Linked DNA regions of Homo sapiens: all the other regions are linked to region 2. Evidence: read pairs that join two places in POLR2A ChIA-PET (ENCODE). Cell type or tissue: CD4-positive, alpha-beta T cell. All regions are shown on one strand. Each heading gives the region's core, and the rest is flanking DNA. Links, peaks and the distances in the headings are about the cores only.

Evidence for each region. Peaks named below come from ENCODE experiments on the same cell type or tissue, not always from the same donor. Only the 100,000 strongest peaks of a DNase experiment are listed, where the experiment ranks them.
Region 1: POLR2A ChIA-PET joins it to region 2 with 5 read pairs; 6 of 35 experiments call an interaction of 5 or more read pairs at or near these places.
Region 3: POLR2A ChIA-PET joins it to region 2 with 8 read pairs; 9 of 35 experiments call an interaction of 5 or more read pairs at or near these places.

What each region holds. Positions count from the first base shown.
Region 1 is chr2:69,720,703-69,728,800 of GRCh38, forward strand. It overlaps a transcript of ANXA4 not described here. Among named protein-coding and RNA genes, the nearest start is that of ANXA4, 17 kb to the right of the region's middle. RefSeq lists an enhancer at 4,007-4,056. In CD4-positive, alpha-beta T cell, for the core only: CTCF peaks have their summits at 4,120 (motif pointing right) and 4,331; a DNase peak (open chromatin) is centred at 4,129.
Region 2 is chr2:70,130,342-70,138,439 of GRCh38, forward strand. No RefSeq gene overlaps it. Among named protein-coding and RNA genes, the nearest start is that of LINC01816, 9.1 kb to the left of the region's middle. RefSeq lists enhancers at 3,194-3,503, 5,407-5,466, 5,527-5,576, 7,930-8,098. In CD4-positive, alpha-beta T cell, for the core only: no CTCF peak of the experiment used is centred there; DNase peaks (open chromatin) are centred at 2,320, 2,590, 3,440, 5,740 and 3 weaker places; H3K4me3 peaks cover 2,737 bases; H3K27ac peaks cover 4,927 bases.
Region 3 is chr2:70,039,569-70,047,666 of GRCh38, forward strand. The region is part of intron 6 of PCBP1-AS1 (PCBP1 antisense RNA 1); the gene reads right to left. It also overlaps a transcript of ASPRV1 not described here. Among named protein-coding and RNA genes, the nearest start is that of PCBP1-AS1, 43 kb to the right of the region's middle. In CD4-positive, alpha-beta T cell, for the core only: no CTCF peak of the experiment used is centred there; a DNase peak (open chromatin) is centred at 4,113; H3K27ac peaks cover 1,653 bases.

The sequences.
Region 1 (8,098 bases), core at 1,813-6,812, 410 kb before region 2:
TGCCTATATGTGAACATCATTAAAGAAATACCCAGAGGAGGGGTCCAAATGTCACTTTTTTTTTCTTCCAGGTCCCCTCAGTGATTCCTGTGTGCACCCAGGGTTGAGAACTACTGCATAAGAGGTCCTAGAAGATATCTGGTATGGCCAGAGTACAGAGGGACCGGAGGTAAGCCAGGAGAGACATGCAGAGCAAAGAGTTGAGGTCTCCATCTTCTGTGGGCAGCATCTGGCCTGTTCTGCTTCCTCTGATTCTCACCAAAGTGTTGGCCCAAATGATTTTTAAATTTGAATTCATTGCCATTATTAAACATATATAGATGTCACACAAAATATCCAGATTTCTGCTCCTCTAAGAAACTTGGGAGGTCTGGCCACCCTGGGCCTGCATGCCCCCATGGCAATAAATCAAGCCCTGGCTGCTGCTTCACATGTGGCATGGACTCTCCGAGCTGCCACAGCCCGGCCACTCTTTGTCAGTTCCCACCACTGCAGCCAAAAGCCAGCTGCTGTTTTTCATCTCTTACCCAGCCTGTTTGCTCATTTAAGCTAATTGTCTAGTCCCTGTTGAGATTGGAGTTTAGATCTCAAAAGCTAGACTCTACAGGGTGGGTAGGCCTGTTAATGATTTTGTTATTTACCCTGGAAGCACTGCAAAGGCATTGGAAGGTTTCACGTAGAGCAGCAATAACACAAGCAAATCTGATGTCGAAAGATCACTCTGGCTGGCCTTGGTGGCTGATGCCTGCGATCCCAGCACTTTGGGAGGCTGAGGCAGGAGGATTGCTTGAGCCCAGGAGTTGGAGACAAGGCTGGCAAGACCCTGTCTCTACAAAAAAAATTGAAAAGTTAACCAGGCACGGTGGAACACGCCTGTAGTCCCATATACTTGGGAGGCTAAGGTGAGGATTGCTTGAGCCTGGGAGGTAGAGGCTGCAGCAAGCTGTGATCATGCCACTGCATTCCAGCCTGGGCAACAGAGTGAGACCGTCTCAAAAAAAAAAAAATTACTCTGGATTGTTTAAACTCCAGGTAAGCAGCTATTTGACTAGACAATAAGGACAAATCAAGACCTCCCCCAGTCTCCTCTGGCTCTTTTATAGAAAAACCTTTATTATATTCCTGTAGTTAATTTTCAGTAAGAATGGATATTTTCACCAATATTTTTTGTCAGAAATAACAGGAGAAACAGCAAGTTAGGATGAAAATGGAATTGAACTAGATGGTGAAAGGTTTGGATTTGAATCCTAAGTGACTTTGACACTGATTCTTTTACCTTGGCTATCCTCTTCTATAAAATAGAAATAATAATATTAGACTCTCCTAAGTATCTCACAGGGTCATTGGGAAGATTAAATAAAAAAAAATGACCAGTGTTTTATAACCTTCAAAGTGATTCATGGATGTAAAATATTGTTATCATTATTCATTTATTTACCAAACTCACACCCATTCCTACTGTGTATTTGGCCTGTGCTAAGTCTGGGGATGTAAAAATGAATGAGACCAACCTTAAAGGTCTATGGTCTATTGGAAGTAGCAGTGATGTAAAGACATAATTATAGGTATATACTCAAAAGAATTTAAAACAGAGACTCAAACTCACGCTTGCATGCCAGTGTTCACGGCAGCGTTATTCGCCATAGCCAAAAAGTGGAAACAGCCCAAGTGTCCATCAACAGATGAATGGATCAGAATATGGTATGTATATTCAATGGAATATTATTCAGCCATATAAAGCAGTGAAGTTCTGACACATGCGGCAACATGGATGAGCCTTAAAAACATTACATTAAGTGAAATAAGGCAGACGCAAAAGGACAAATATTATATGATTCTACTTGTATAAAATATCGGGAACAGGCAAATTCATAGAGACAGAAAGGAGATTAGAGGTTACTAGGGTCTCGGGGGAGGTAGGAATGGGGATTTACTGCTTAATGGATACAGACTTTCTGTTGGGGGTGATGAAAAGTTTTAGAAATAGTGATGATAGTTGCACAACATCGTGAATTTAATTAATGCCACTGAATTTATGCACGTCAAAATGTTTAAAACGGCAAATTTTATGTTATATGTATTTAACTACAATAAAAAATAGCAAAAACAAATAAATGGGTCAGAGTTCAACTAAAGACAATAGAAAAAAGCGCAGAGTAAACCTAAAGAAAGAATAATGAAGGAAATAGGCCGGGCATGGTGGCTCATGCCTGTAATCCCAGCACTTTGGGAGGCCGAGGTGGGCGGATCACGAGGTCAGGAGATCAAGACCATTCTGGCTAACATGATGAAACTCCATCTCTACTAAAAATACCAAAAAATATATATATATATATATATTAGCCGGGCATGGTGGCACGATCCTGTAGTCCCAACTACTAGAGAGGCTGAGGCAGGAGAATCGCTTGAACCTGGGAGGTGGAGGTTGCAGTGAGCCGAGATCATGCCACTGTACTCCAGCCTCGGCGACAGAGCAAGACTGTCTCAAAAAAAAAAAAAAGTATAATGAAGGAAATAATAAAGATAAGAGCAAACACCAATGAAATAGAAAACAAAGAAACAATAAGCTGATTCAGGGGGAGGTAAAAGCTACTAAATAAATATGTAGTAATTATAATAAGATGTGCTAAAAGATGCCTCCAAAGTGATATGAAGAAACTCCTGAACTCCAGAAGGCTTCAAAAAAAAGACAAGCTTTTTGCAGTGTGGACTAGGGGAGGAGAGCAGGCATTTTCTAGGGCAAGGATGTGGTGATGACCATGGAGTCTGCCAAGCAGAGAGACTCTTGTTCTAGTCACCATTGTTCCCTCTTCCTAGTCCAATGTCTCCAACCAGGGTACTTAGGAAATGTTAGCTAAGTGAATAAACATTTTCCTTTAGTTCTGCAGTGTGTCTTTTGTCTATCCACAAATTTTATGACATAAAATTTCTTATGCCGTTTATCTATAACTTTGGATGTCCAATCCCACACTACAGTCTTTTATGACATAGCTGTGTGATGCTATTTTATTTTGTTTTCTTTCTTCTAATAGAGACAGGGTCTTGCTATATTCCCCAGGCTGATCTCAAACTCCTGGGCTCAAGTCATCCTCCCACGTTGGTCTCCTAAAGTGCTGGGATTACAGGCATGCACCACCCACTGCACCCAGCCTGTGATGCTATTTTCCTAAAGACACTACATGAGAAGCTCCTACCCTTTCTCCATTTCAGCTGCAAGAGGCTTTCAAAACCTAGGCCCGAAAGCTAAAAACTTCTGAACTGTTGAAATGGGGCCGGGCGCGGTGGCGCACGCCTGTAATCCCAGCTCCTCGGTGGGCTGAGGCTGGAGAATCACTTGAACCCGGGAGGCGGAGGTTGCGGTAAGCCAAGATCGCGCCATTGCACTACAGCCCGGGCAACAAGAGTGAAACTCCATCTCAAAAAAAGAAAAAAAGAAAAAGAAAAGAAATGGAAATCCACATGCAACAATGGCTATCCAAATACCTTAAGGATACATTTGAGGGTGGGTGTACCCATCTTGTGCCCCATCTCCTAGAAACTGGTGTTTGCTGTGGGCAAATGAGGTGCCAGGAGAAGGTACTATTGCTGCCTAAGGGCTGCAGCACATGGTCGTGCAGGTTGTCTACTGTACAAGAGTTCCTGGCAGAAGCAGGGAGGGCCGCTGAAAAACAGCCAGTATTCCATTTACCAAGTCGTGCACCCTGGGGCTTCATCCCCCCATATAAAAGAAGACTTTTTCTAATTAGTACAAATACGTCAGGCAGGTATGGGCTAATTGCAGCCTTGTGTCCCCAGCTGTCACCATTACTGTCCTGGCTAGGGGAGATTTAGTGTCTGACTCTGTCCCTTCAAAAGAGCCCCCTCAATTCTCTTCAGTGTCAAAGCATCTTTTCAGAAGATCCTTTCAAGCCCTTTGGTGAGTGACTAACCCACCACCGGCAGTCCACTAGTGGAGAATTACCTTCTGCCAAGAGACCTTAGTTCTGTAAAAAGGCAAAGAAAGAAAGATAAGCTGGGGCAAGAAAGAAAGATAAGCTGGGGCAAGAAAGAAAGATAAGCTGGGGCAAGAAAGATGAACTCATTCGGCCACGCTGCTCTCGCCCTGTGGTTGCTTCTTCTGCCACTAGATGGCGTCCTCGCCTAAGTACTGGAAACACTTTCCTGAGGATGGAATTTGAGAGGAAGCTGGGTTGCAGCCGCTGTCCGTGTGGAACGTTTAGCTGATCCCAGCTTCATTATTATGCGATTTGAAAATACCTGCTCATCCTGTCAAGAAATTTTATTGAGTGGAATAATTGTTTCATGGCACTCGTCAAGTTCATGCACAGCCTGTCTCCTTTTCTTCTCCCTCTGACTCCTGCAGTCAGCCGATGTTTAAACCCAGGAGACGCAGGTCAAGCCACAGGGAGCTCAGCTTCCTGACATCCACCTGAGAAATGCCAGGAGGGCTTACTGATAACATAATGGATGTCAGTTTAATAAATTCTGACTCAAGGTGACATATAGCTATTTACAGAGATATAACATATTAACATATATATTAACATCTATCATTTTAGCATTAATCATTTCGGCATCTTTTTATTTGAGGCATCATTTATATATTTAAATGTATATAAATGATGCCCCAAATAAATATACCATATACTTAAATCTATAAATATATAAATTTATTATTTATTTATATATAAATACATGGTATATTTATTATTTATATATTTATTTATTGTATATTTATTTAAATATATGAATGCTGCCCCAAATAAATATACCATACACTTCAAATGTGTGCCTTTAAATGTATTTAAAAGTGTGCCTTAAGTGTACGGTTCAGTGAGTTTAATAAATGTATACACCAGTGTAGCCACCGCCCCCATTAGGACACAGAACACTTCCATCACGCTGGTACATCGTCTTGTCCACCTTCAAAGTCAATTCCCATGAGCTGAAGAGGCTCAAGGCTCAGAGAAGAGCAAACAGTGGGTGAAGGGAGTGTGTGGCCTTCAGGCTAATGTGCACTGTAAGAGGCTAAATGAGACTCTTGATCACTCACAGCCTCTGTTTTGTATTTTCCTAGAAAAATCAAGTAATCATTTATTTTTAAGGAAAACAATGGCATTTTAAGAGCCACCTCATTTTACCTGACATTTTATTAGTTTTTCTTTCACATATATAAATGCACAAAATTCTGTAAAATATGTTTAGTCATCACTTCATGATTTGGTTCTTGTGACTTTTTTTTCACTATGCAGTTGTCAGGATGCAGCTGAGAAAATTATCAGAGCTATTCAGTGAGATCAATTGTGTATTTTGAAAATAATTTTTCCTGAAGAGCCTGATATGGTTTTGCTCTGGGTGCTCTTGGGTGTCCCCACCCAAATCTCATCTCGAATTGTAATCCCCAGGTGTCGAGGGAGGGACCTCGAGGTAATTGGATTATGGGGGCGGTTTCCCCCGTGATGTTCTCATGATAGTGGGTGAGTTCATGAGATCTGATAGTTTAAAAGTGGCACTTCCCCCCTCACTCTCTCCTGCCAACACGTAAGACGCCTTGCTTCCATTTTACCTTCTGCCATAATTGTAAGTTTCCTGAGGCCTCCCCAGCCATTCAGAACTGTGAGTCAATTAAACCTCTTTTCTTTATAAATTACCCAGTCTTGGGTGTTCTTTATAGCATGTGAAAACAGACTAATACAGGGCCAATCCAAGCATTCTTCAGCTCAGGAGTTTAACTCATTTGTCAGCTTACACTAGCTGTGTCTTTATTACTATGCTAGAAAAATGCGATGATTTCGCCTAAAAGATTGACTTCTTTAATATAAACTTTTAATGGAAGCATAACATACATACAGAGAAACACACAGCTCAATGAATTTGCCAAAAGTGAACACAACCATGTAATCAGTGCTTAGATCAAGAAACAGAATATTATCAGAACCCCAGAAACCCTTCTAGTCACCCCAAGGGTAACCATTATCCTGACTTTTAAAACCATAGATGAATTGCACTTGCTTTTGAATTTTCTATCAATAACATAAAATAAGAAGTACTGTTGTGTGCCTGGCTTTCATCACACAATATTAACATCCACGTTGTTGTGTGTACTTGTAGTTTGATATTTCTCTTGCTGTATTGTATTCCATTATGTGACTATGCCACGGTCTATTCATTTCACACACACACAAGCAAATATATATATATACAGGGTCTTGTTCTGTCGCCCAGGCTGGAGTGCAGTGGCATGATCCTGGCTCACTGCAGCCTAGAACTTCTGGGCTCAAGTGATCCTCCCACCTCAGCCTCCCGAGTAGCTGGGACTACAGGTGTGCACCACCACGCACAGCTAATTTTTTTAGACACTGGCTCTCCCTATGTTGCCCAGGCTGGCCTTGAACTCCTGGGCTCAAGCAATCCTCCCACCTTGGCCTCCAAAAGTTCTGGGATTATAGGCATGAGCCACTGTGCCTAGCCTCGTTTCACTATTGATGGACATGTAAATTATTTCGGTTATTAGTTATTACAAATAATGCTCCTATAAAATTCTTTGAAAATGTCTTTTCATGAACACTGTTACGCATTGCTGGGTCATAGGACACACATTTGTTCAGCTTAAATTGATGCTGCCAAACTGTTTCTCAGTGTGGTTCTACCAATTTACATCCCCACCAGCAGTGTATAGAGTAGCAGTTGCTCCAATCTGATAACATTTGGTATAACTAGTCTTTTTCATTTTGGACATTCTGGTGTGTGCAGCAGTATCTCACCAGGCTTTGATTTGCATTGCCCTGAAGACTAATCAAGTTGAGCATTTTTTTTTAATGTGCTATATTGGCTATTTTGATATTCTGTTTTATAAAGTGCTGTTGAAGTCTTTTACCAATTTACTGCAAAATATTTGAATAGGCACTTTACAAAAATTTAATTTTTTCTTTATTTTTAGTTATTCATTTTGAGATAATTTTAGACCTCAGGAAAAAGCCTACAAAAAATCTTGTGTTTCCTTCATCTGGCTTGATATCTCGATATCTTACATAACTGTAGCTAATCTCAAAATCAAGAAATTAACATTGGTACCCATCTTCAGAGCTTATTACGATTTTAACAATTGTCTCGCTAATGTCTTTTTCTGGGCCAGGAATCAAGCCAGGATCACACATTGTATTTACTTGCCATGTCTCCTTAAGTCTCCATTAACCTAAGTCAGTTCTTCAGTCTGTCTTTCGTGACCTTAACGTCTTTGAAGAGAACTGGCCAGTTAGTTTGTAAAGTGCCCTCAATTTGTATTTGTCTAAAGGAAACACTCAAGTTAAATATGGTTATGGATCTTTGCAAGAAATAATGTATCCTTCTCAGTTCATATCAGGAAGAACACAATGTCAATATACTTTATCAGTGGTAAAGTTAGCTTGGATCATTTGGTTAAGGTGGTATCTGTCTTGTGTCTCCACTGTACTGTTACTATTTTATTTCTCTTGTAGTTAATAAATATATAATGAGGCAATATGTAAATATCCTGTTCTTCTCATGCTTTTGCTCCATAGTGCTTTTACTTCGTTGCTTCTCTATATGATCTTGCTATGAGCCCTTTTTTGATACATGTATTGTAAATATCTTATCCTACTCTAAGTCTTGCTTACTCACTCTCTTAGTGTCTTGATGAGCAGAAATTCTTAAGTTTAATATAACTGAATTTATTTATTTTTCTTTATGGTTAGTCTTTTTTATGTCCAGTTTAAGAAATCAAACCTTCACCTACCACAAGGTCATGAAGATATTAACCTATGTGTTCTTCTAAAAATGTGTTTTCCTTTTCATGTTTGAATGGCCAATCTATCTGTGATTCATTCTTATTTAAATAGGTATCAAAATTCATTATTTTTTCACATGATATCCAACTGATCTAGCATCATTTATAGAAAAGTCTGTCTTTTCCTCACTACACTGCCAACTTTGTCATAAATCAGGTGACCAGAAAGGTGAGGGCCTGTTTCTGCCCTCTGTCTTCCATTCCGTTTGTCTATTTCTCTATCTGTATATGAATACCACACTGACTTTAAGTGTCATATTGTTGAGTCTTGATAGTTTTATATCTCTGGCA
Region 2 (8,098 bases), core at 1,188-6,187:
TAGTGGTGCGTGCCTGTAGTACCAGCTACTCGGGAGACTGAGGCAGAAGAATTGCTTGAACCTGGGAGGCGGAGGTTGCAGTGAGCCGAGACTGCGCCACTGCACTCCAGCCTGGCAACAGAGCGAGACTCCGTCTGAAAAAAAATAAAAAATAAAAGGCGCAAGCAGTGTGATATAACTGGAGAAGAGAAGACTCAGGCAATCACACGGACTGTCTTCACCCAAGCGAAGGATGATTATGTAGGAAAGTGCATAGAAGATGCTGTCAATAGCAATATAAAGTGAATCATGTTAACAATTTTTCAGTGGCCACATTTTTTTTTTTTTTTTGAGAAGGAGTCTTGCTCTGTTGCCCAGGCTGGAGTGCAGTGGCGTGATCTCGGCTCACTGCAACCTCCAACTCCTGGCAAAACCCTGTCTCTACTAAAAATACAAAAATTAGCCAGTCGTGGTGTTGCACACTTGTAATCCCAGCTACTCGGGAGGCTGAGGCAGGAGAATCACTTGAACCTGGAGGGCGGAGGTTGCAGAGAGCCGAGATTGCATCACTGCACTCCAGCCTGGGTGACAGAGCAAGACTGTCTCAAAAAATAATCAAACACATTTTTTTTTTAGAGTCAGGGTCTTGCTCTTTCACCCAGGCTGGAGTGCAGTAGTGGGCTCAAGAGATCCTCCTGCTTCAGCCTCCCAAGTAGCTGGGATTATAGGCATGTGCCACCATGTCTGGCTAATTTTTTTATTTTTACTTTTGAAGAGGTAGGGTCTTGTTCTGTTGCTCAGTCTGGTCTTGAATTCCTGGTCTCAAGCAGTCCTTCTTGAGACCTTGGCCTCCCAAAGCGTGGGGATTACAGGCATGAGCCAGGGGTCCTGATCAGTATTCTTTTTTTCAAGAATAAATTTGAATATGCTTCATTGCAAGGTATATTGTTTCCACTGAGCACCTAGGATTTCTCAAGTTCTTTGTATATTATATGAGTCTTTCACAGCAATGTTAAGGGACAGGTGAAATAAACATAAAATAATTCCTGGCCGGGTGCAGTGGCTCATGCCTGTAATCCCAACACTTTGGGAGGCCGAGGCGGGTGGATCATCTGAGGTCAGCAGTTCGAGACCAGCCTGACCAACATGGCGAAACCCCGTCTCTAGTAAAAATACAAAATTAGCCGGGCATGGTGGCACATGCCTGTAATCCCAGCCACTTGGGAGACTGAGGCTGGAGAATTGCTTGAACCCAGGAGGCGGGGGTTGCAGTGAGCTGAGATCGCGCCACTGAACTCCATCCTGGGCAACAAGAGCAAAACTCTGTCTCAAACAAACAAACAAACAAAAAATTCCTCTTTACAGAGGAGGCAATTAAGACCCATTGTCAATCACCTAGTAGGCATCGGGACTGGGGTTTGAAAGCACATGTCTCTAAAGTCCATGCTTTTATTTGTAATGCCAAAAGACTGGAAACAATCTAAACACCCCTTGATGGGAACCAGTTAAATTATAGTAGTCCATACAATGTAATACTCTACAGCCGCAAAGATAGATAAAAATGAGGATACTCTCATATACCGATAAGGAAATGTCACCAAGATAGGGTGTTAAAGCGGGGGAAAAACCCAACAAACGTGTAGAACGTGTACAGACTGGCACTAAATATGTTAAAATGGAGTAAGGAAGGGTATAGATTTGTTTTAGCTTGTATGTGTAGAAAAACAACGTTAGAAGGATAAACAAAAACCTTATAACAGGGTTATCTATTTAGGGTGGGGGAAAGTGGGCATTTGGGGGACAGGGACAGAAGAGATGTACATCTTTTCATTTTTTTTAGTTTTAAACATATAAATAAATTATCTGTTCAAAAAAGCAAATGCATATAAACATTTTTTTAAGCAACATGAAATTAAACAAAACTGCTGTCCCTTCCTTCCACTGTACCATGTGCCTTAGACATCTTTGGAGGGCAGTCTGTCCTCTTTTCCAGTGAGTTGCACAGGGCAGCAGGCCTCAGGACACCCTGGCAGCTCTAAGGATGGCTTCAGCACAGCCTGGGGAAGGAAGCCCTGCCAGCAGGCAGCGCCAGGCCAAGTGTACCCTCTTTCCTTATCCCTGACTTAGAAAAACAAAACCGATAGGCAAATCCACTCATCGGCATTTCTGAATCCAGTTGTTAACCAATCCTCTTCCTGCCCTTTACTCTCCTTTTCTTCCTTTTTCCAGAAAATCCTGGAAAGCTCTGCAGCTACTTTGCAAAGTGCTTTACTAGCTCTGGCTGCCTTGTTGTTTTCCTTTTCTCATTTGGCCTGTGTCATCCTCTCAGGCAAGTACTGCAGTCAGACTTCCTGCCAGCTTGCCTGCTGGGTTCATCTGTCTTTAAAACACAAAACAAAACAAAACAAAAAGCCTGTATTTTCATAGAACCTACAAACCTCAAATTCGAAGTTATTTTGTCCAACTCTCCACCCAGAGCAGAAGATCCTAGTTGTAAAATTTAGCAGAGTAAATCCACTTGGTTTTAAAGCCCAATTCTGTGGTTTCACTTTGCCCATCCAATCAACTCGGAGTAACAGCTCTCATAAAATATTTGCTCTTGTGAAGAATCCCACGGGGCAGGTCTATTTGTGTGTGGAGTCTAGTGGTGCAGTCAGCACCAGTAAATTTCCATTCAGTAATTCAGTGACTGTTAATCGACACCTAATATGTATCCATCACTGTCTGAGGCCCTGTGCTAGGGACAGAAACAAACACCGAGACTCAGCCCCTGCCCTCAAATCTCTAACAGCCATGTTAGGATACCTTCAGGTCATCAAGCCAGGTCATTAGTGCCTGGCCTAATTTGTTTTGTTTTTAAAAAGCCATTTGCAAGGTATCAGTTATATCACTGTGTTGTGGACATTTTCATGGTGAGCTATGTGTCGGAAATATGATTTATGGGAATGGCTTTCTTTTCTCTCTTTTTTAAGGTTTTGGGGAAATAGCTTTTATACTGCAAAGATAATGGCCAAAGCTCAAACTCTAGGTAATGTAATCCATATAAGATTAATTAGCCTTTCAGGGTGTTAATTTTGTCATAACAGTGTCATAGCTTTCAGCTTTCATTAGCTAGAATTCCTTGGCTAATGTGCAGGAAATTTGAGATGTCTGCCAGGTGTGTTCGGTGAAAGATTTTACAAAATCAAATGTGAGTCTAAAAGCAAGTCATTTTGAGAGACACTGAGCTTGGCAGAGATTCAGGTGTCTAGAACCATACCATATACTCCCCAGAGAATGCTGGGCCAGAACATGTCTTCCCTTGAGCGTTGTTCAATTCACTGGGCACACGGAGCAGAGGACTCCGTGGAGGCAGCATGCTCACTCCCCATTACACACGCACAGCATCACCAGGAACCATACCTCGACATTCATTCTTTGCTGGCTTATTCTCAAAGGAAAACCCCAACCAGAAGATAATGAACACCACAGACTGTTGGAAGCAGCAAGAAGCTACCACACATTTGTGGCTCCCACACATCCACCCAAAACACACCAGCAGGAAGAAAGAGCAATATATTACTCAGGTTTCCTGTCAGGACATCCTGGCTTGAAACACAGGTCTGTCACTTAAAAATATTAAGATAACCCGCAGATGGGAAACTGCTTCATTATGTCCTTGGGAATCTCAGAAAACTGTCAGCTTATGAAATAGAGCTCAAAAGCAAGTAGAAAATCACCCATTCCCATTGATGACGGGTAGTTTTTCTTCCAGGCAAAGAGGATCACAGGAACATGGGGGCATGAAATGACTGAAGGAATCTGGGCTGGGGAAGGCCCCATGCAGTTTCTGGGCAGACTGGGTCTTGTCTCAGACCAACAACCTTGGTCCAAATTTGTCATAAGGACATGACAAACTCAGTATACAAGCATTACCGCGTAAGTAGTAGGCCCTATTTTGTTGGTGACTGAAGATTGCCTTTGAATTCCCCAGTGCCCATAGGCCCTGCACGCCTCACCATCTGCCATTGAACAGTGTAAGGTGTAAGCAGATCAGCTCAGCAGAACAGTATAAGGCTACACTTTGAACAGTAGCTGTCTCCTTGGGGGAACCCTACAATGAAGGGGAATCCATTAAAAGGAGGGTATAGGCTAGATGTCTGTTCTCCAGGCTTGTCATGGCAAGCTCAGGATCAGAGAGACCACCCATCCATTCATCAATGCATTCATTCACTCATTCAATAGACATCTATAGAGCACTTTTTTTTTTTAGACGGAGTCTCTCGGTTGCCCAGGCTGGAATGCAGTAGTGCGATCTAGGCTCACTGCAACTTCCGCCTCCTGGGTTCAAGCAATTCATCTGCCTCAGCCTCCTGAGCAGCTGGGACTACAGGCATTAGCCACCACGCCTGGCTAATTTTTAAAATATTTTTAGTAGACATGGGGTTTTACCATGTTGGTCAGCCTCGTCTCGAACTCCTAACCTCAAATGATCTGCCTGCCTCGCCTCCCAAAGTGCTGGGATTACAGAAATGAGCCACCACATCCGGATTTTTTTTTTTTTTTTTTTTTTTTTGAGACAGGGTCTTGCTCTGTCACTCAGGCTGGAGTGCAGTGGTGCAATCACGGCTCACTGCAGTCTCAACCTCCTGGGCTCAAGCAATCCTCCCTCCTCAGCCTCCCAAGTAACTGGTACTACTGGCGTGTGCCACCATGCCCAGTTAATTTTTGTATGTTTTGTACAGACAGGGTCTTATGTTACTCAGGCTAGTCTTGAACTCCTAGGCTCAACCAATCCTCCAGCTTTGGCCTTCCAAAGTGTTGGAATAACAGGTACTGTTATTCCGAGTAACTGGTACTACTGGCGTGCGCCACCATGCCCAGCTAATTTTTGTATTTTTTGTAGAGACAAGGTCTTACTATGTTACCCAGGCTATTCTCGAACTCCTAGGCTCAACCAATCCTCCAGCTTTGGCCTTCCAAAGTGCTGGAATAACAGGTGTGGGCCACTGTGCCTGGCCACTGCAAATTCTTGGGAGCCTGCTGTCTCTCTTAGCCAGGTTACAATGGATACTATCTGTTAACACTAGTATTCCTACTATCCCATATTCAATCTTTACTCCTCAATCACAAACTTTTTTTTTTTTTTTTTTTGAGACAGAGTCTCATGCTGTCCCCCAGGCTGGAGAGCAGTGGCGCAGTCTCGGCTCACTGCAAGCTCCGCCTGCCAGGTTCACACCATCCTCCTGCCTCAGCCTCCCGAGCAGCTGGGACTATAGTTGCCCGCCACCACACCCGGCTAATTTTTTTGTATTTTTAGTAGAGATGGGGTTTCACCACGTTAGCCAGGATGGTCTCAGTCTCCTGACCTCGTGATCCACCCACCTCGGCCTCCCAAAGTGCTGGGATTACAGGCGTGAGCCACCGCATCCTGCCCTCAACCACAAACTTTTATTTCCTTCTGCTATTCTATCCCATGATTCTCATAAACCATCAAAATGTCTTCAGAATGCCAATTTTTTGTGTGTTCCGATTTCATCTCTGGCATGATAAACTTTATAGCTCTGAAACTCTTGGTTCAAAAAATAGTGCCGTGGAGAGCTAGGTGGTCACCCTGAGACCACAACTTGCAGTCCCTCCAGGCTCATGCCTGTATCTGTGAACAGGGAATCTCCTGAGGAAATACACGTGGTCTCCACAGATTCCACAGCCACACCCATCTCATGACCTGGATTCCTCCCCTCCCCCCTGCCCAGCCTCCACCCCCTGGGCAGGAAAAGGAGCCGAGAAAGTGAGTCTTCAGCTCCTTCCTCTTCTGCACTTAGATCTATCACATCTCACCACATCAACACTGTTATTTTCTTAGAACTATATAGTGTTTATATTTGGGGTCTAGGGTAAAATTCCATTTTCATCTATCATTGCAACTGGCTTTTCTGGCTTTCTCTTTTGGAGATCTTGGCTTATTTTTCCCCAGGGAGTGAGTCATATTCACAAACACGCCTTATCTCCTGGGACACAACCTGGTCAGTTAGCTACCCCAACTCACAGAAAATGATCACAAAGATTTTGTGTCCCTTTTACTTTTTTTTTTTTTTTTTTTTTGAGATGGAGTTTCGCTCTTGTTGCCCAGGCTGGAGTGCAATGGCATGATCTCGGCTCACCGCAACCTCCGCCTCCCGGGTTCAAACGATTCGCCTGCCTCAGCCTACTGAGGAGCTGGGATTACAGGCACCCGCCATCACGCCTGGCTAAGTTTTGTATTTTTAGTAGAGACGGGGTTTCACCATGTTGGCCAGACTGGTCTCTAACTCCTGACCTAAGGTGATCCACCCGCCTCAGCCTCCCAAAGTGCTGGAATTACAGGCGCGAGCCATCGCGTCTGGCCCCCTTTTACCTTTATATCACTCACTTCCACAAAATTTATTTAAAATTTAGAGGAAAACCTCTGTACTTCCTCCTGCCTCCCACCCCTTGTTTTTTTTATTAATTTTTTTTTTTGAGACAGACTCTTGCTCTGTCACCAGGCTGGAGTGCGGTGGCACAATATCAATTCACTACAACCTCCGCCACCCGGGTTCAAGCAATTCCCCTGCCTCAGCCTCCCAAGTCGCTGGGATTACAGGCACCCATCACTACCCCCGGCTAATTTTTTGTATTTTAGTAGAGACGGGGTTTCACCATGTTGGCAAAGATGGTCTTGATCTCCTGACCTCGTGATCTGCCAGCCTCAGCCTCCCAAAGTGCTGGGATTACAGGCGTGAGCCACCGTGCCTGGCCCCCTTGTTTTAATTTTCTCCGTAGCACTTGTCACTATCGACATACTAGATAGCTTATTCATTTGTTCATCATTCATTCATTGTTTGTCTCTCTCTCTTTCCTCACTGGAATGTAAACTTTTGGCCAGACATGGTGGCTCACACCTGTAATCCCAGCACTTTTGGAGGCCGAGGCTGGCAGATCACTTAAGGTCAGGAGTTCAAGAACAGCCTCTGGCCAACATGGTGAAACCCCATCTCTACTAAAAATACAAAAAAAATTAGCCAGGCATGGTGGTGCATGCCTGTAGGCTGCAGTGAGCCGAGATTGCGCCACTGCACTCCAGCCTGGGTGACAGAACCAGACTCCATCTCAAAAAAAAAAAAAAAAAAAAAAAGAATGTAAACTTTTTGAGGGCAGGGCTTTTGTTTGTTTTGTATATTGCTGTATTCCCAGGCCCAGCTCAGTGCCTGGCACATAAAAAATACTCAATAAAGGTTGAACAAATAAATTGGTGAATAAATAGTTGATTTTTCCTTCCTTGTCTGAGGCCTACCACTTCCCTCTCCTGCCACAATGTCTTTCCATTGGCTCAGTCCCTAAGAGATCAGATGACTGTATGTTCTGTGTAAGCTGTGGAGGCGAACCACCAAAACAGTGGGTAGTTCCTCTCCATCTCCTGCATCTCCATCTACTGATAGCACAAACATTTTGCAAGTCCTACTCACCTCCTCTGTGGCACCATCCCTTAACCTCCCACAGTGATCTCACCTTCTTCTGAACTCACAGCATCCAGTGCATGTATCATTCATCTACAATTTAGCACTTTCTGCCTTGTGTGGATAATATAATTCTCCTGAATGTGAGCAAAGCTGGCTTCCTGCACCAACCCCTTCCCCTCTTTCCAGCAGCTCCTCACTTCTTACCTCGCGGAATTTAAACAAGGACCCAGATGTGGGACTTACACTTTCAGGCTGGCCCAGTACGAGGGGACTCATCTCTCAAACACCTAGAGAGTTCACATAATGTTGAGGGACATATAAATCAAATGCCAATTTACTCACACTGAGGAATGACAGATATTCAAAATGGACTGCAACGCTTGAACTGGCCTGACTGGCCGATGTCCCCATGGGCTAAGGATTGCTTAGTAAAATGCAGACTTAGAACAAAAGTAACCAACCTAAAGTCAGGTCTCACTTTTTAAGGCAGAAGATCCTCTTTCCTGCAACAGGAGCAGCAGCCTGACCAAGGAACTCACGGAGCTTACCTGGTCTCCCACTAGCCTTGGGTCCTGCCAGGGCTGTACTTGGAAGCACAGGTACTTTCAAGGATGGCCAAACCCCTCCTGTTAAGTTTGCCAAACTGGTTTATAACCCAA
Region 3 (8,098 bases), core at 1,821-6,820, 90 kb before region 2:
TACACAAACAGCCAGCAGGGGAGGTGCCAATTACTCTGCTTGCACAAGAAACAAACTGAGGATCATATGCCCCACCTCTTCTCCATTCTGCATGCTCCTAAAAAGGTCTTCTGGCCCCTACTGCACCTAAGGGTGGCCTTAGTCAACTCTCAAGTTTTCTTCCAAGGTTCTAGCCCTCAGATGCTTCCTCTCCACGACTTCCATTTTACTTAGAGTCTGAATCTCAGCTTAACCTTTAATTGTTCTTGAATAAGAAAAGAAAGAACCACATCCTAAACATCTTACATTACAACCGGAGACTATTAAATTCCCAGTGGGGGAATAGAAAACAGTAATGCAAAAGCATGTTAACAAATGACGCCAGACAGTGATGCTCCTAAATCAAGGAAATGAGGAGGAGGAGGAGGTTTGGAAAGGGAAAGAGAATGGTGTGATGAACAATATAATTTGGCTTGAGACATGTTGAGTTTAAGGTGCTTAAGAGCTATCCAGGTTACAATGCCAATAGTGTTTGGCTATTATGAGTAAGAAACTCAGAAGAGAGAAAAATCTAGGTGGAGGATGATGGTATTAAAGTACTTGATGTATCAGTGGTAGCTGAACCAATAAATATAGATGGCATCATCTAGAGACAGTATATAGAGGGAGTAGAGACAGTTGGGCATAGTGGCACCCACCTATGTAATCTCAACTACTCAGGGAGGCTGAGACAGGAAGATTGCTTGAGCTCAGAAGTTTGAAGCTGCAGTGAACTGTGATCACACCACCGCACTCTAGCCTGAGTGACAGAGCAAGACTTTGTCTCTTTATTTATTTTTTAAATTTTTATTCATTTATTTTGAGATGGAGTCTTGCTCTGTCACCCAGGCCGGAGTGCAATGGCCTGATCTCAGCTCACTGCAACCTGAGACTTTCCCTAACAGCCTTCCTAAAGCTGTTAACAAGTTTTCCACAGTTATAAGCCAATTAATACTTAGCAAATACCGGCTGGGCACGGTGGCTCACGCCTGTAATCCCAGCACTTTGGGAGGCCGAGGCAGGTGGATCATGAGGTCAAAAGTTCAAGACCAGCCTGGCCAAGATGGTGAAACTTCGTCTTTACTAAAAGTACAAAAATTAGCCGGGCGCAGTGGCAGGCCCCTGTAATCTGACCTACTCGGGAGGCTGAGGCAGGAGAATCACTTGAACCCGGGAGGCAGAGGTTTCAGTGAGCCGAGATCACACCACTGTATTCCAGCCTGGGTGACAGAGTGAGACTCCGACTCAAAACTAAACTAAACTAAACTAAACTAACGTGGCAAATACTTGTAGACTGACCAAATAAACTACAAGCTCTATTTAAGATCTCTGAATGCCCATTTCAAGCCCTCTTCCCACTTCCTATAAGCGAGCTGACTCCCTGGTCTTCAGTTAAAACCATAGTCTTTCAGAAGAAATGGCAAAAATGGACAAATGCCATAGGCTAAGGCCCCAAGGGTGGGGCTTGTCTACGGAGAATGCTGCTTACTGGATGCTCAAAGAACATACCTAAGGACATGGTCCATCCATATTTAAGGTCATGGTCAAAGCTGAGCCTTTCCATCTAGTTTATGATTAGCTAAGCCAACTGAGATCAGCCAACTAATGATCTCACTCACGACAATAAAGACACATACATGAGGGTCTCAAGAGGACCTAGTAATTTCTTCATCAGAAGTCTTAGAGATTTCTTTCAGGTGGTCTTTCCCCAGCTGTGCTGGTTGGGAATGGCATGCAGGGGAAGTAACTGGCTTGCTCTTTGGTTACTAGCTAAGCCAACTTCCATTCCTGGTACGTGGTCACCCACCCAGTCGGATTTAAATGGCGACCCACCTGTAACACCGCCCTGCCCACAGAGCATGAGCTTATCTCCATTCAAGGATTGAAAAAAAAATTATAGTCTGGACTGCCCACAAGATATAGAAGAGAAATTTAATAGGGAAAGGAGAAAATTTATGTCATACTCATTCCATAAAAATGAGCTACATCCCATCTGGCACTGATCCCCATGTGTAACATCAAAATCCTGAACTAGCAGTTAAACTTGAGACTGATGCTGAGATGAATATAGTCCCAGAGTAGAAGGAAGGGTGCTCAGGAGCACTCTAGAGAAATTCTGAGAGGTCCAATCTAGGGAAGAGAGCCTCAGAGAAGCCCTCCTATCTTGTATCCAGAAGCCAGTGACGACCATGGCCGTGATGGCACCATTGCATTTACCACTTCCTGTTTCCATTGGGAAGAAGAGGATTCAAAGTGGAAGAAAGAATGCAGAATTCTTCCTTCCTCCCTATTTTAGAGTTCCACTGCGGATTAGAGCTATCCTTATGCAGACACACAGGAAATAGTGATTACTACCTTCATCTGGAATTTCAGATGAAGGTAATAGTAACATTATCTTCATCTGGAATTACTCTATTTGATGTCCATTCCTTTGGGATAAAGATTCACTCTTTCCAAAACTGTATTCCACCAAACACATATTCTGTAAGATTTTAATAAATATTCCTTCAGAAAAAAAAAATGGATCTCTAGTTAAATACGTTTGAAAAATGTTATATATTCTATTTCCCTTTTGGAGTTTTATAATGCATATTAAAAGCTCTTTTTGAGGTGCAGGCAGCTGGACAGCTAACATGAAATCCAGGGCAAGAGCTCAACAAAGCTAAGAGCCTTGTTCCAGAAGGCAGCAGGACAGACTAGCATGGCATCTAATTAGCGCAAAGAGCACTAGGCGAAGTTCAAGGTGGTCAACACAGGGAGATCTGTGCATGGACAGAACTCTACCTACTAAAGCCTAGATGCAAGAAAAGGCTCTAGTATCAGATAAGTGACCTGGCCAGGGAAAGTGTGGAAAGTCCCTGGTGAGGGACTGACAGCAGGGCTTTAGTCCTGGACAGGGTTAGGAAGTCCAGGCAGAGGAACAAGACAAAGTTTGTACTTCTAGGTAAAAGCCAAAATAAAGGTGAGATGGAGGGAAAGCAGAAACTGATAGGCAGAGAGCTGTCATTCAGGGCATAGAACACATGCCCAGGAGTTCTTCCCTACTGGAGACACTGGCTCTAATATCCTAGTGATCAGCAGATCCTGCTTTCCACTAGACCTCGTGTATGAGGCTGCAGGGGTTGAGGGGAGAGGAAACGGTGTAGGATGTTCAGAAATCTCAAGTAGTGCTGATTCCATTAAGGTAGGGGGTACAGACCTTGCCAAACTTTGGGGGATAGGGAGGACAGGCCATTCCTAGGCTGCCCACTAGGGAAATGTGTCCAAAAAAATTAGCTAGAACCCAAGAGGCCTCAGTGAAGCTAAAAGTCTGGATCAAAAATAAAGTGCTCCAGACTTAGAATAGGAATATGGACAGTGAAATTGAACCTCAGGGTGGAGGCATCTATAAACCCAATTGTAAGGAGTTCAGAAAGGCACTGAGATTTGAGTTGCCTCTGTAAAATATGCCCTTGGGGGAGAAAACGCTGTGAGAATTCTAATCATAAAGGCAGTTAGAGAACACTGGTGAATGAAAGATGATGCCAAGTCAACTAGGAAGGGTCTCTCTTTGGAAGAACTCAGGCCAAAAAAGCTGTATGCCTTCTTTGGGAGGCCGAGGCGGGTGTATCACCTGAGGTCAGGAGTTCAAGACCAGCCTGGCCAACATGGTGAAACCCCATCTCCACTAAAAATACAAAAATTAGCTGGGCGTGGTGGTGCGCGCCTGTAATCCCAGCTACTTGGGACGCTAAGGCAGGAAAATCACTTGAACCCAGGAGGTGGAAGTTGCAGTGAGCCAAGATTGCTCTACTGCACTCCAGCCTGGGTGGCAGAGTAAGACAGAGTCTCGCATTTAAAAAAAAAAAAGTTGTATGTCTTAATCACAGGGACTATCTTTGCAGCTTCTGGATCAGCTCTTTTGGCTCCACAAAATTAGTGGACAAGGGGGAACTGCACCTTTGCATGGATACCCCAAGTGCTTTGTCATCGCTTTTTGCATGGCTTATTTTGCTTTCTGGTAAATTTCTTAGCATAGCTCATTGGGAAATTGAGACCAGAAGTTGTCCGTGACCACCAGCCACAAAGGAAATGCCCTGCCCTTGTTGCCACTGGTGGCCTCTTTTGCGCCACCATTTTGCATCATTTCTTGGAAGCTGTGCCTCCCCCTTCTAAGATCTGTGACAGTCTTTGTCTCAGTACATCACAGTAAACCACAGACCCAAAGGTCCAGCACTCCTGGTTACATTATAGCTGTCAGCTGCTCTCCAGACAACATTGTGCCTCCATCCGAACATGCTGGTGGGCTATCTACTCAGCACAACCTCTTTTGGGGTCATGGGCCTCCATAACCAGCACTGTCAGCTGCTTGTCTTTTCTCAGACAAAACTGTGAAGGAAACCAAGTATTTCTTTAGAGACCCAGCATCTCTCTTCAAGGCCTTTATCTCAAACTCATTGGTGTCTCCTTCTTGTCCCTGCAACTAGGGGCACAGTGCCTTCTCCTCCCTATCCCTTCCTCAGTCTGGTTCTCAGAAATCAATCTTATAAACTCATTCATACTTCCAGTTAACATGACCAAAATGTTTCACAATCAAAACTCTTCCTGGAGTCTCTTCATTTTTAATAGGGTCTCAAAGATTTAAATCAAGAAAAAGAAATTTCAATTGTGGGATCCCAAGCAATAGCAAACAGCTAGGGCAAGTTTTTGAGGGGCAGGACACATTCTTGGTCCCCTGAAATTATACCACTTGACAGACCAGCTCTTTTTATTCCATCACCTGACACCTTCAAGCCATCTCTTCTGCTAGCCCAGGGGCCAGGATCCCTGGATGTGTGCCAGCACCCACTGCTATCTGGTCTCCCTTGGAGAAGAAAAAAGGAGACACCTAATGTTTTGTTTTGTTTTTCTGAGACAGAGTTCCACTCTTGTTGCCCAGGCTAGAGTGCAATGACACGATCTCGGCTCACGGCAACCACCGCCTCGCGGATTCAGGCGATTCTCCTGCCACAGCCTCCCAAGTGGCTGGGATCACAGGCATGAGCCACCACGCCCAGCTAATTTTGTATTTTTAGTAGAGACGGGGTTTCTCCATGTTGGTCAGGCTGGTCTCAAACTCCCAACCTCAGGTGATCCGCCCACCTCGGCCTCCCAAAGTGCTGGGATTCCGGGCGTGAGCCACCACGCCTGGCTGAGACACCTCTTATTTACTCAGTAATCATTCACTGCAGTAGTCACACAACAGGTGCCACCAGCTCCAGTACATGCAGTGAGGATACACCACACCCTCACCTCTGGCCCCATCACACCTGACTTTGTGAGCCACATCAACAGATTTTATGTAGATGATAGGACAGAGCCACTTAAGCAGTAAACCAATTACCAGTGGTGTTTTGACACGTGTGGCCTATGCTGTGATGAAGAACAAAGGCTTTTTGAAATCCTCACCTACAGCCAATTGGTATCTTTCCCACATATGTTGCTGCAGCATCTCTATATATAGAATCTAGTATTCTATAAACAGAATGTTCTGGCTAAACACGTCCCAACAAGCAAAATCGCAAGGTGGGTAAAAATGGCATCTCATCACCCTTCTTTCTCCTACCCTCCTTTCCTAAATCTCACCAGGGACAGAAAAGCTCTGTGAAAACAGCATGGGCTCTGGCGTTGTACAGACTTGAGGAGAAATAAATCCTAGCTCAGCCTTTTTATTAGCTGTGTGACCTTGGGCAAGTTACATAACTTCTTTGACTTTCAGCTTGCCCATGTGCAAAAAATGGGAATACTTTATTGGTTTGTATTACAATTAAATAATGTATGAAAGCATCTAATACATGCCTGGCTCTCAAGGGACACAAGTTTCTGTTATCCATCTAAATTATCATGTACCTGGTATCCTCAAGCTATCAAAGCCAAAGTGTGTGCCCCACACAAATATTCCTTTCCTTTCCTAAACCCTACTGAAGCTGCCATCCCCTCTAAGAGCTGATCTAATCACACTGTTAAAAGGAATGCAATTCTGATGAAACGAATTCAAGTAAAACATAAACAACATTGCTGGGTTTCCATATTAACTCTGGGGGCGGGCGGTTTCTGCATTTAAAAAAGCCTGGTTGGGAGGCCGAGGTGGGTGGATCACTTGAGGTCAGGAGTTCGAGACTAGCCTGGCCAACATGGTGAAACCCTGTCTCTACTAAAAACACAAAAATTAGCCAGGCATGGTGGCACGCACCTATAATTCCAGCTACTTGGGAGGCTGAGGTGAGAGAATCGCTTAAACCCAGAGGCAGAGGTTGCAGTGAGCCGAGATCACACCACTGCACTCCAATCTGGGCAATAGAGCGAGACTCTAAAAAAGCCTGGAAATTCAAATGAGAGGCAGGACGTGTAATGGTGAAGCTCTCCTAAAGGACAGGAGACCAGTGTTCACCTTTTCCCCTGCAAGCACAGCCTCTTTCACTCTCTCTGCAGAAGATGAGAAACCAATCAGAGCTACAGAACATCAGCTCAGATTGCTGAATGTCACACCTCAAATCAACAACAGGTCCAGAATAGAACTTGGAGCCTTGGCTACCCCTCCTGCTCTAGTCAGCACATGTCACTTCCTTACCCAGGAAGATGTGGTGTTTTGTTTTTTGTTTTTTCCCTAGGAGGTTTCCAACACTATTTTAAACTCTTTGGACTCAAGCAACAGGATCTGACTATGGTCACAGCCTTGAAACAGTGTGCAGGAGGCCTGGACCTTACTTCTAGCATCACGCCTTTCTTTAAATGGTCTCAACAAGGCCCAGATTAACACAGGTGGTAGAATGGACCTATGTCTTGACTTGTCTCTTAGTGATCCAGGAAGGAGGATCACAGAGAAATTTCTAGGCTTCCCACATACAGGATCACAGAAGCAGATTATTAAGGCTAAAATCAGCCTAAGTATAATCACCTGACACATGTGCTATGCTGACTATAAATCACAATTCAGGATGGGAGTTCTTATTATTAGGTACTCTTTGGCGGTATGCATGTTCTCCTTTGCTTTCCTGGCAAGACCCTAGGAAGCCAAGGGCACTAGCTCAGGCTGGGGTCTGAGAAGCCAAACACCCCTGGGGGAGGGAGGGTGGTCGAAAAGGCTGGCTGGCAGCTTCAGCAGGTGGTATAAAGGGGAACTGAAGGTGAAGTCTAGGGTGAGGGAAGTACTGGTCCAGGCAGGATTACTCAACAGCATGTGCTCAGGGAACTGGCAAAACAAGAACAACAACAACAACAAATATTTTAAGTTACTTTATATTTATGAAAGTGGTAACCAAGGTAAAAATCAGAATTTTGCTGCATTTTCTTTATATTTTGCTAGGTTTCTTTATACTTGTTTTGCATTTACGCTGTTTTTAAAATACATACGGAGGGATGAAAGTATGAGGGACATAATAATTTTTCTATTGCTTAAGACTATTAAACAAATTCTTAATCTGGCCCCTGACTTCAGGAAGAAGCAAGGAAAACCAAGAGTTTGAACTTTCCAGGTCAATATTCATTTCTTCATTCAATAAATATTTCTTGAGGTGTTAGTAAGCATCAGGCCTTTGCTCAGTCCTGGGATACAGCAGCAAACAAAAGAGATGTGGTTCCTGGAGTTCAGTTTAGTGAGAGTGGGTAAGAACAAGAACAGGATCTAAAGCCAAAGGTCTATATTGGAAAACAGGCAAGATTCCACAGCCAGCAATTAAATGCCAACAGAAAAGCCCAGGGGCATGCAAGAAGCTATTCAGGAAGATGAGCTGGTTCAGAAAATGCTCTCATCCCCTCACTCACTTTGACAGGGGAGACAGCCACTGTGGTGGGTTGAATTCATCAATGTAAGTGCCCTCACAGCCAATGCCACCATGAAACTGCCCGTTCTCTGTTCACAGCCATGTAACTATATAAGCTATGTGCAAGATCTTGAAAGCTCCAAAGAAAAACACAAAATTGTCTACTGACAGAAATTCTAGAAGGTACAGCACGCCAAAAGTGGGAAGTATAAAACCAACTACCAGAGGCAGCTGGGGGATCCTCCCCCGACATAGTCACTACACTTCTCTGACACTGCATGAAAAGTAAAAATAGCAAA